Regions from separate parts of the Mus musculus genome. Here region 1 is linked to region 2. A link is a contact called in ENCODE Hi-C or POLR2A ChIA-PET data. All regions are on one chromosome and are shown on one strand. The core of a region is the stretch at or near the end of the contact, and the rest is flanking DNA. Distances in the headings are between cores, read along the strand shown.

Evidence for each region. A loop is a pair of places that touch in the nucleus more often than their neighbours do. ChIA-PET counts read pairs that join two places held with the same protein, here RNA polymerase II (POLR2A).
Region 1: a loop to region 2 is called in a map of T-helper 2 cell, with 2.1 times the contacts of the local background. The contact joins the promoter of Plekhn1 here to the promoter of Rnf223 in region 2. A Hi-C loop is called at or near these places in 6 of 37 maps with a recorded cell type or tissue (T-helper 2 cell, heart and mouse embryonic stem cell). POLR2A ChIA-PET finds 5 or more read pairs at or near these places in 3 of 5 experiments (Patski and embryonic stem cell).

The regions. Positions count from the first base shown.
Region 1 is chr4:156,226,417-156,230,727 of GRCm38, forward strand. Plekhn1 (pleckstrin homology domain containing, family N member 1) reads right to left here and starts at 2,096. Exons shown (of 16, transcript NM_001368639.1): 1 at 1,993-2,096; 2 at 1,801-1,900. The coding sequence starts at 2,075. It overlaps Klhl17 (kelch-like 17), which reads right to left. Exons shown (of 12, transcript NM_198305.2): 11 at 4,089-4,270; 12 at 2,628-3,846. The coding sequence ends at 3,618. Mir7658 (microRNA 7658) reads right to left here and starts at 3,699; the gene lies at 3,643-3,699.
Region 2 is chr4:156,128,250-156,132,451 of GRCm38, forward strand. Rnf223 (ring finger 223) reads left to right here and starts at 2,266. Exons shown (of 2, transcript NM_001220499.3): 1 at 2,266-2,549; 2 at 3,912-4,202. The coding sequence starts at 3,921.

The DNA.
Region 1 (4,311 bases), core at 846-3,345, 98 kb after region 2:
TTGCGTGTGCGAGTCTCTGCTCAGCCCTAACTTCCCATTTTACCCCTCTGTGGGCTCTCTGTTCAGGTTTACCTTCTTTCTGAATGTCCTAAAATTCAGCTTTTGCTTTTCACTTAGTACTGGTTTAGACTGGCTTCTCTTGTTTTGTCTTGACTATCTTTGACATAGTAATGGAAGAAGGTGACAACAGAAGTCTTATTCTGTTTTGCTCCTTGCTGACTCCACACAGTCTAGAACATGACCCTGGGATGTTCTGGGAGGATGGGAAAGAGGTAGGTCCAACATCTGCACAACTTTTAGACAGTCTTTGAAGAATCCTCTATATCATTTTAGAGATCAGAAATGGACTAAGTTGCGAGCCACAGGCTTGGGACGGGTGCTATGTTGCCTTTGGAAGCTGTCAAGGACTACCTGCATGGGCTACTATACACGGATCAAGTTGAACTACCTCTAGTGCAGGCCCTGGGAATGTGAACAGACAAAAGCAGCTCATATCCTCACTGACTCTGGGTGGGGCCTCCTGTACGTACACCCAGTGTTGAAACGCATGCTGGATGGCACTGAAAAATAGGCCATGAATAGGAAAGGCTATGACGCTGGTCCTGGTGCTCAGACAGCTGAGGGCTCAGCTTAAGATTGTGGCAGGGCTAGTTCTTGTTTAGATGCAAAATCTACCTAGAGTCCATAGTCCATGTACGGTGCTCAGGACTGGTTCTCTGCCTGGCTAGGGCCCCTTTTCCTGATCCCATTTCCTGAGGGTCACACTTTCCAGTTATTGTGACCTGACTAGGCTCAACTACTCTGGAACTTTGGGACTCCTTCCTAGAATTATTTCCTGGGCCTGACTGGAGGGAGTCAGGGTCTGAGATGTGCCCACAGGGAGGGGATGCCACCCTTGGTCACGCCAGGCCCCATTTCCCTCTTTATTTCTTTGAGGCAGTAAGGTTTCTAAAGGTGACACCCGTCTGTAGAAATCCCTGGGGCCCCAGAGACCAGGAGGGGCTGGTTTCCCAGTTTTCCTAGGATCCTGTGAGAAAGGTATACCTTGGGAGTTTGCACCAGCTGCAGCACCCAAGAATCCAGGAGCCTTGCCCCAACCCTGGTAGAAGCTGCACATATATAGCAGATCCCAGCCCACTGGGGTGGGTGTGGTCCTCCACGAACAGCAGAGTAGGACGTGTTCCTGTCAGACCTGCAGCCCTGGCTCCTCTCAAGTATTGCCATAGACTTGGGAAAAGGGGAGGGGAAAGGTGTGTTTTTCCTCGGCGAGTCATTAAACCCACAGAATGTTTAGCCTTCTGATCTCAGGAGGGTTAGCTGGCTTCTTGCTCTATGGGGATGGGTGCCCGCCTAGATGGCAACATGGCAGCTGTGGGCTCCACAGTGACCCTGGGGGACTGAGGCCCGCACTATGCTATTTACCAGAAGCTTCCACACAGGTGTTCGGCCCGCAAGACCCAGGCTGGGGCGGTGGAGGTTGAGGGCGGGGCCACTGTCCCTTTGGATATATCGCAGACTGGGCTGGCTCTGCCTGCTCAGCACTCACTCAGTGCTGGTCTTGGTTTCACTCTCAGCCTAGACTCTTGAGCGAGCTCCCAGGGAGGAGCCAACTTCCTCATCTTGCTTTGGATTTGAATCCCTCCAAGCAGACCAGGGATCACCCCAAGCTGCTGGAAGCTGTGATGCCCCCATGATCACTCACACTGTGGCACACACAAGCACACAGGGAGAAGCACAAAGCTGTACTCAGACTCCAGGCCCCGAGCCAACCACTCCAGCCGGACACGCCCCTCCGCTCACCGTCCCAGGGATGTAGTGGAAGATCCTGTTAGCCGCGGTGTCCCCATCAGGCCTAGCCTCGGTGCCAAACAAGCCAGCCAGCTTCCTGGCGCTGTCTTCTCTGGGAACAAGGGAAACCGAAGGCTCAAGGCCTGGTCCAGGCAGCAGGTCCAGGGAGACCCTGTTCCCTTGTGGCCAGGCCACACCCCTCACCTGTTTCCCTTGAGCGAGGGCTTTCTGGAAAAGGAGGCCCGTAGCCTCCTGGGGGCCTGAGGGACGCAGTGGCTGTTCCCCATGGATGGCAGCTGCTAGCTTGTGCTGGGCAGGTCCACAGGTCTGGGTTCTTGGTTCCTCTGTTAACGCCTCCCGCTGGTGGGCGTGGCCACAGGACGCCCTGCCCCTACCTGGGGAGGCTCCTCTCTGGGCCCGGATTGGCCCCTTTTGAGGGAAACCTTCCAGTGAGGGCCCAGGTTTCCTAGGCCCAAGGCAATGAGCCTTGGGGTAGAATAGGTATCTCCTGATTGGACCAGGAGCCCCCATCTCAGCACCCTGCATAGACCTGGCCAGAAGGGCCTGCTCTGTATACACCCGCACACTTGTATTCAGACTGGAGGAGCCTAGACGTTGGAGTTCTATGGAGGCAGGGATTCTCCAGTTGCCCCTCCCCTGCCAGGGTGCACACATCCTGTTTCCACACGAGTCCCAGCTGTCTGAGTCACTGGTGACTGTCGGGGGTGTGTTGCTCACTCTCAGCTGCTCAAGAGGTGCAATTTCATATAAAGGGAGAGAGACCTGAACCCTCCCCCAGCTTCTCTTCATTCTGGGCCAACCCTTATCCAGAATGAAGTCAGGGTCCCCAAAGTTTAATCAAATGCAAGAAAGAGGCCACGTGCCTCTCGGGTTCCTAAGGCTATCTTCCTCATTGGCCCCACACTCCCAGATCCCAGGAGCCTCAAGACTAGGATGACAGCCAGTCTCTGTTCCACTTGAATGCAGAAGTGCCATTTTGCAGCCCCAGACGTTAAGGTAGCGTTTGAGTCTGGCTGCACACTTGCCTGTAGACCTTCACTCTGTTGTCCAGAGAGGAGCCAAAGATGTGCTGTAGAGCCACAGCAGAAGGTACAAAGGGGGCCAAAGATGGACATTCAGCCTCAGGCCCATGGAGCCCAAGAAACATGTTTATTGTTCAAGTTGGCTCATATTGCTGTGTAGGATCTAAGTGCATGTTGTGTGCCCAGCTCCATAGAAGACCCAGAAAAGACATCACACTGTGTACACGGGACATAGGAAATAAGGCTGCTTTGTGTCCTTCAGGGATAGTGCCTGGCAGAGACAGATAAGTGCTGTGTGCAAAGCGCTGGCTAGGGGTCTGCATCATCTTCTTAGAAAGCCCTTGCCGCTGCTCCTGTTGCCACAGTTGCTCTGCCCCTTCCTGCTTGCAAGGCCCAGCTGTGTTGCTCATCCTCCTTCAGTGAGTGTCTACCCAGCATTCTCTATTGTCCCACAGAGGGAGACAGGCAAGAGAACACTCCGAAGGGGTCCTTGGTCCCCTCAATGCAGGAGAGCTGACAATCGAGAGTAAATGTGTGAACCTGTAGCTGCAGCACTTCTCATCCATCAGTAAATAGTGAGTCAATAAATACGTGAGTAGACAAACAGCGCACACATAAATGAACGAGGACAAATGAACACCGAGACCAAGACCGAAGGACAGGAAATCTCTGGTGGGCTACGTGATCTGCCCTAACACTTGGTAGAGAAGACAGAGTCGGTAGGGCCACCCCGTAGGGTTTAAGGCATGTGGGGGGCTGCAGGGCCTCTGTGCAGTCTGGCGCGTGTCAGAGGCTGGTAGAGGACACAGACAGCGTGGGTGAGGAAGGTGGTGGGAAGTTGAGCAGCTCCAGCACCGCCACGCCCACACTGCTGCGTCTTGTGAACATGCAGGATGCCGCCACCCACTTGTTGGTCCTCGGGTTGTACTTCTCTATGGAGTTGAGGCTGGAGCTGCCGTCATTGCCCCCCACGGCGTAGAGCCAGCCGTCCATGGCCACCAGGTCATGTGTGCTCCTGGGGAGTTGGATAGGCAAGAGTAAGCCCAAGGGGCAAGCCAAGAGACAGGCCAAATGAGTGGGGCACAGAGGGAGTAACCATAGGGACAGGGCAACGAAAGGAGCCCCCTATGCCCGGGGGGAACCCAAGGACCTGCCGTACTGTTGAGGTGCTGTGTGCACAACCCCTGGGGCTACACTCCTGGAATAAACCAGATGTAGTGGCAGAACCACTCACCACCCGCCCCTGGCCTTATACACCTGCGGATATTCATGGGTGCCACACTCTCCCAGGCACCAGCCTTGGTGCTATATCTCTCCACTGAGTTGAGGCAGCTTGTGCCATCATTGCCCCCTGCGACATACAGGGCACCCTCCAGCACTGCTACTCCTGCTGAGCTGCGCCGGCTCAGCATGGAAGCTACAGGTGTCCATGAATTCACCTGTAGAGACAATAGGACAGGCTGGAGGCAGACCCACCAAG
Region 2 (4,202 bases), core at 1,016-3,515:
GGGGTGGGTGGCAAGATACCAAACCCATGAGTACCTCCTATCCCAAAGTCTACCTGTTCCATCCCAGCACTCAATGTGGGAAACCAGTTTCTATTCAGCTGGTGCCTTAGGAGAAATTCTGGCCATAGGGCAACCAATGCCAAATGAGAACATGCATTCGACCTTTCGTGTCCATTGCTTGGAGGATAGATGAGTGGTAGGTCTTAGACTAAAACCTAAGAAAAGTCCTCGTCCTAAATAACTTCATGTACTTGTATTCCAACAGTGCACCATCACGGACTTGTAGCCAGGTCCATAGCCTTGGTAGTGAGCACTGTAGTCGGGGTAGGTGTGGGGTTATTGCTGAAAGGGTAACAGCTTTGATACAAGGATGGAGGTTCACAGTCAGAGTCCCTAGGGCTCTAGGGCCATGGCGAGGCAATGGGAAATGCGATTGACCTTGTGGGCGCATGCTAACACAAACGAATACACATGCTCAGTGGTACTATGGTGATGTGCACATCACACATTCACTTGCTCGGCAATTTCACTTTCCTGCTATTTAGGATAAGGGTCAAGATGGACCCCGCTTCCTGCCCTAGACAATGCAGTCTATGCTCCCCCAATTTCTAGTTCCTCTGCCAGCTGGGAGTTGACTCCCCTTGAGGTCAGGCCTGGAAGAAGGCCAGGTCTGATAGATTCCTAAGGCTTCACGGCACATTTGCCTCAGGATATTGACTCTTCACTGGGTAGCCGTGGTGATCTCAGAGCTTGGGTATTCCCAGGAACCTCTGAAGATTGTTCCTAGAACATCTGGGACTCCAGCTTCCTAGAGGCAGCATGTGACACAGAGTCACACTCTACACAGATCACTTGGGCTGGGCCTTCAGCAGCATTCTCTCCCCGGCACCCTCATGCCTGCTACAATCCTAGATACCCCACCACCACCACCAAAAGACTCCATCTCCCTCCTTAGATCCTTAGGTACCTACCCATCTTCCCTCTGGGCCCCCATTCTCCCTCAATCCATTACTTCCCTGAGCCCCATTTTTGGTTCTTAGTACTCATGGAATTAGGTTCCTCACACTTATGGAATTAGGCAGGGGACCCTCTACCAGAGCTTAGGTCCCCTCTTCTGATAGGACATTGTCTACAGGTTCCTATAATCACCCATATCTTAGCTCTCCTGAAAGCTGGCCTTGAGGATAAAGATATCTAGGAGCAAATTTGTGGCAATTTCCAGAGATTTAGACCATTGGGTGGTTGGGTACCTATAGGTAGTTGGGTACTTAAGGCAAACCTCCCACAATGATACGGTCCTAGCAACATGCCCTCCCCACAGGCCTGTGTGTGAGCTCCCATCTCAGGGCCCTGCAGTTCTCTGTGCCAGAAAACAACGAAACCTTAGAGGTAGGAAAGATCCTGGACTAACCAAAGTGAGTGGGGAAAAGTGCACTGGGGCTCTTGAGTCTGGTCAACAAGGATATCTCAGCTCGATGAGCCTGGAGTAGATCAGGGGCTGCCTGTGCTATACTGTTCACACTCCCCAGTCCATCCCATTCCAGTGTGGCTCTCCCTGCCCCAACCTTAGCTGCTACCAGCCCTTTAGACTTAACATTTTCTTCTATGTCACCTCATCAAAGCTTCTTGAGACCCCATCTTTTCAAGCATAGGTGAAGACTAGGGGCTTCCTTTCTGAGGTATAGTAGAGATGGTACCCACAACCTATTGTGACTAGCCAGGTCCCTAATATTCTTATCTGACCCTAACATCTAGGCTGTGGCCCGAGCCTGCCTAGCCCTGACCTCGCACCCCTACTTCCTGGACTTCAGAACAAGAAGTTCCCCAAAAGGCAGTAGGGTGCTGAAGCAGCAGCAGATGGGAGTCTTGCATGAAGCAATTGTGAGAATATGGGTGAGATGGAAGAAGAAAGAACAGGACAGTGGTGGGCACAGAGATGGGGCAGAAGAGGGCAAACTGAGCTCTCTCTGAAAGTGTGCTAGGTTCAGGGAAGCGTCCCTGCTGAGCACTTTGGGGTCAGGTGTCACACTTGGTTTCCAGAAGAGAGGTCTTTGAGTACCTGAGTATCTGTTCTTAATCTGAAATCCTAAAACAAGAGACCTGTGCCTGCTCCTAGACCTGTCCTGGCTCTAACCCTTCCTCTGGCTCCCCACCCATTCTGAGTCTGCCAGGGAAGAGAAGAGCCAATCGCTGATGTTCGGGGCCACACCCCCAGCCACCGTGTCCTGGAGGGAATAAATAAACCTGCTTCAAAACTCATGGCCTGAGAATTCACACCCGTCTCAGTCAGCCACCTCCTGGATGAACACGGGCTTCATACCTCCACTCCCACATACACACAGAAGAGGTGCGCCGGCCAGACCGGTGCCACCGGAAGGCTGCCGGCTACCAGCCCGTGGAGGAGCACCGTGGAGGAGCACCTGCCGGGCGGAGCAGAGGCTGAGTCGGACCTGAAGGAGGGAGAACAAGCTGGTCAGCCTAGAGACAAAGGGTTTGCTGTGACCAGTGGAGAGGACCATGCCCAGGAACTGCTGACCCCAAGCTACCAGGTAAGGCAATCCTGAAATCTGTCACCTCTGCAGTCTCGGGGTGAGGCTGCTTCATGGAAGGGGAGGCCTGGTGCCAAGGAGCCAGTCCCGGGAGCAGCACAAGTCAGGGGAGGATAGATCCGAGGCTCTGTTGGACCTCGCCAAGACCACTGCTGCTTCCAGGGACCGGTGACGTCTCACGCAAGAAGGCTGGGGCTCTCGTGATGTCGCAGTAATGTCAGATGATTCACAGACCCAGTGACGGTTCAGCAATCTCTAAGCCGTTTTACTCACTCGCCTACTTGGGGCTGACCAGTGAGGCAGGGAGATGGGTCATCTCTGCTGTAGCTGCTGGGCTCCATGGCTTATAAGGTCCAGGCTTTTGGTAAATATTCTAATGTGGTCAGAATGCCTGTGGCCCCTGAGGTATTGTCTTGGCTAGGAGTGGGGATGGTGGTGGTGATAAGCAAACAGTACTAAGCGGTCAGTGTGCTTCTAGGATTCCTCTCAGAAGTGAGGTAAGCTGTCAAAAAAAAGGAAGGCCTGGATCTTCTACATCTCGCCTCCTTTGATGGGCGGTGGTGTAACTAATACCAGCAGAACGGGGCAGAGGTGTCCTCTGGGCACTGGTTGCAGAGCATTTTTAATCCCTGGCCTCTGGCACTTGTCCTTATCCCTACTAAACAAGCTGTCCCCAGATTCCAGGCTGCAGCTGTTTGAAAGCTTGTTGGGCCCCTATTGAGGCCCTCCCTGTGGAGCTCTTAAGGGCCCAGCTGCCCTTCCGGAGGCCCCAGAATCCTCACCAGGCTGCCAGCAGCTCAGATGTATTCCATACAAATCAGGGGCCCATACCCTGACCAAGTTCAAGCTCCTTCCACCTGAGACAGAGCCATAGGTGGCTCATGAGCCTGTCAGGACCCAGCTTTCAGTTGGCTCATCCGGAAGAACCTAGTTAAGTCACTCCACCTTGGAGCCGTCTTCTCCAAATGGAAGAACTGTTCCGATGATCGTTCTATGGCGTGAGTTCAGCCTTGCAGAGCATAGACAGAAATGGTAGCTGCAGTGTGCCACTCTCATTATTAGCATGGGGAGGGATTGGGCAGCAGGTGTCCAGCCATCAGTGTTGACAACCCTTAGCACATGGCCTCCACTCCTGAAATCTGTCGGGACTGTCCACGCCTGGGGTACTCTTGACCTCGTAATGAATGGAAGAGGATAGTTACAGTTTGGACATGGGTGGAATTTTTGCAGGTACCCACAGGTGGGTGGTGTCCTTCATTGAAATCTTCATTTGGGTTTGATGGTACATAAGAAAAGAGGGGGTGTGACAAGCTGGCTTTTCAGAAAAAGTCCAGTTCACAATGTCCTGCCTCTGCTCCACAGTTGGGAATCATGTCATCAGGCCACCGGGTGTGGCGTGCAGCTATGCCACCCTACCGCCAGAACAGCTCCACAGCCTCAGTGCCCAGGTCCCCTGGCTCAGGGGGCAGCCCCAAGTCCCCCAGTACTCCTGGCTCAGTGAAGGTGGCCTCCCCATTGGAATGCTCCATCTGCTTCTCAGGCTACGACAACATCTTCAAGACACCCAAAGAGCTTTCCTGCTCTCACGTCTTCTGTCTCGAGTGCTTGGCTAGGCTGGCAGCTGCCCAGCCTGCAGGCCGCTCTGGCAGAGAA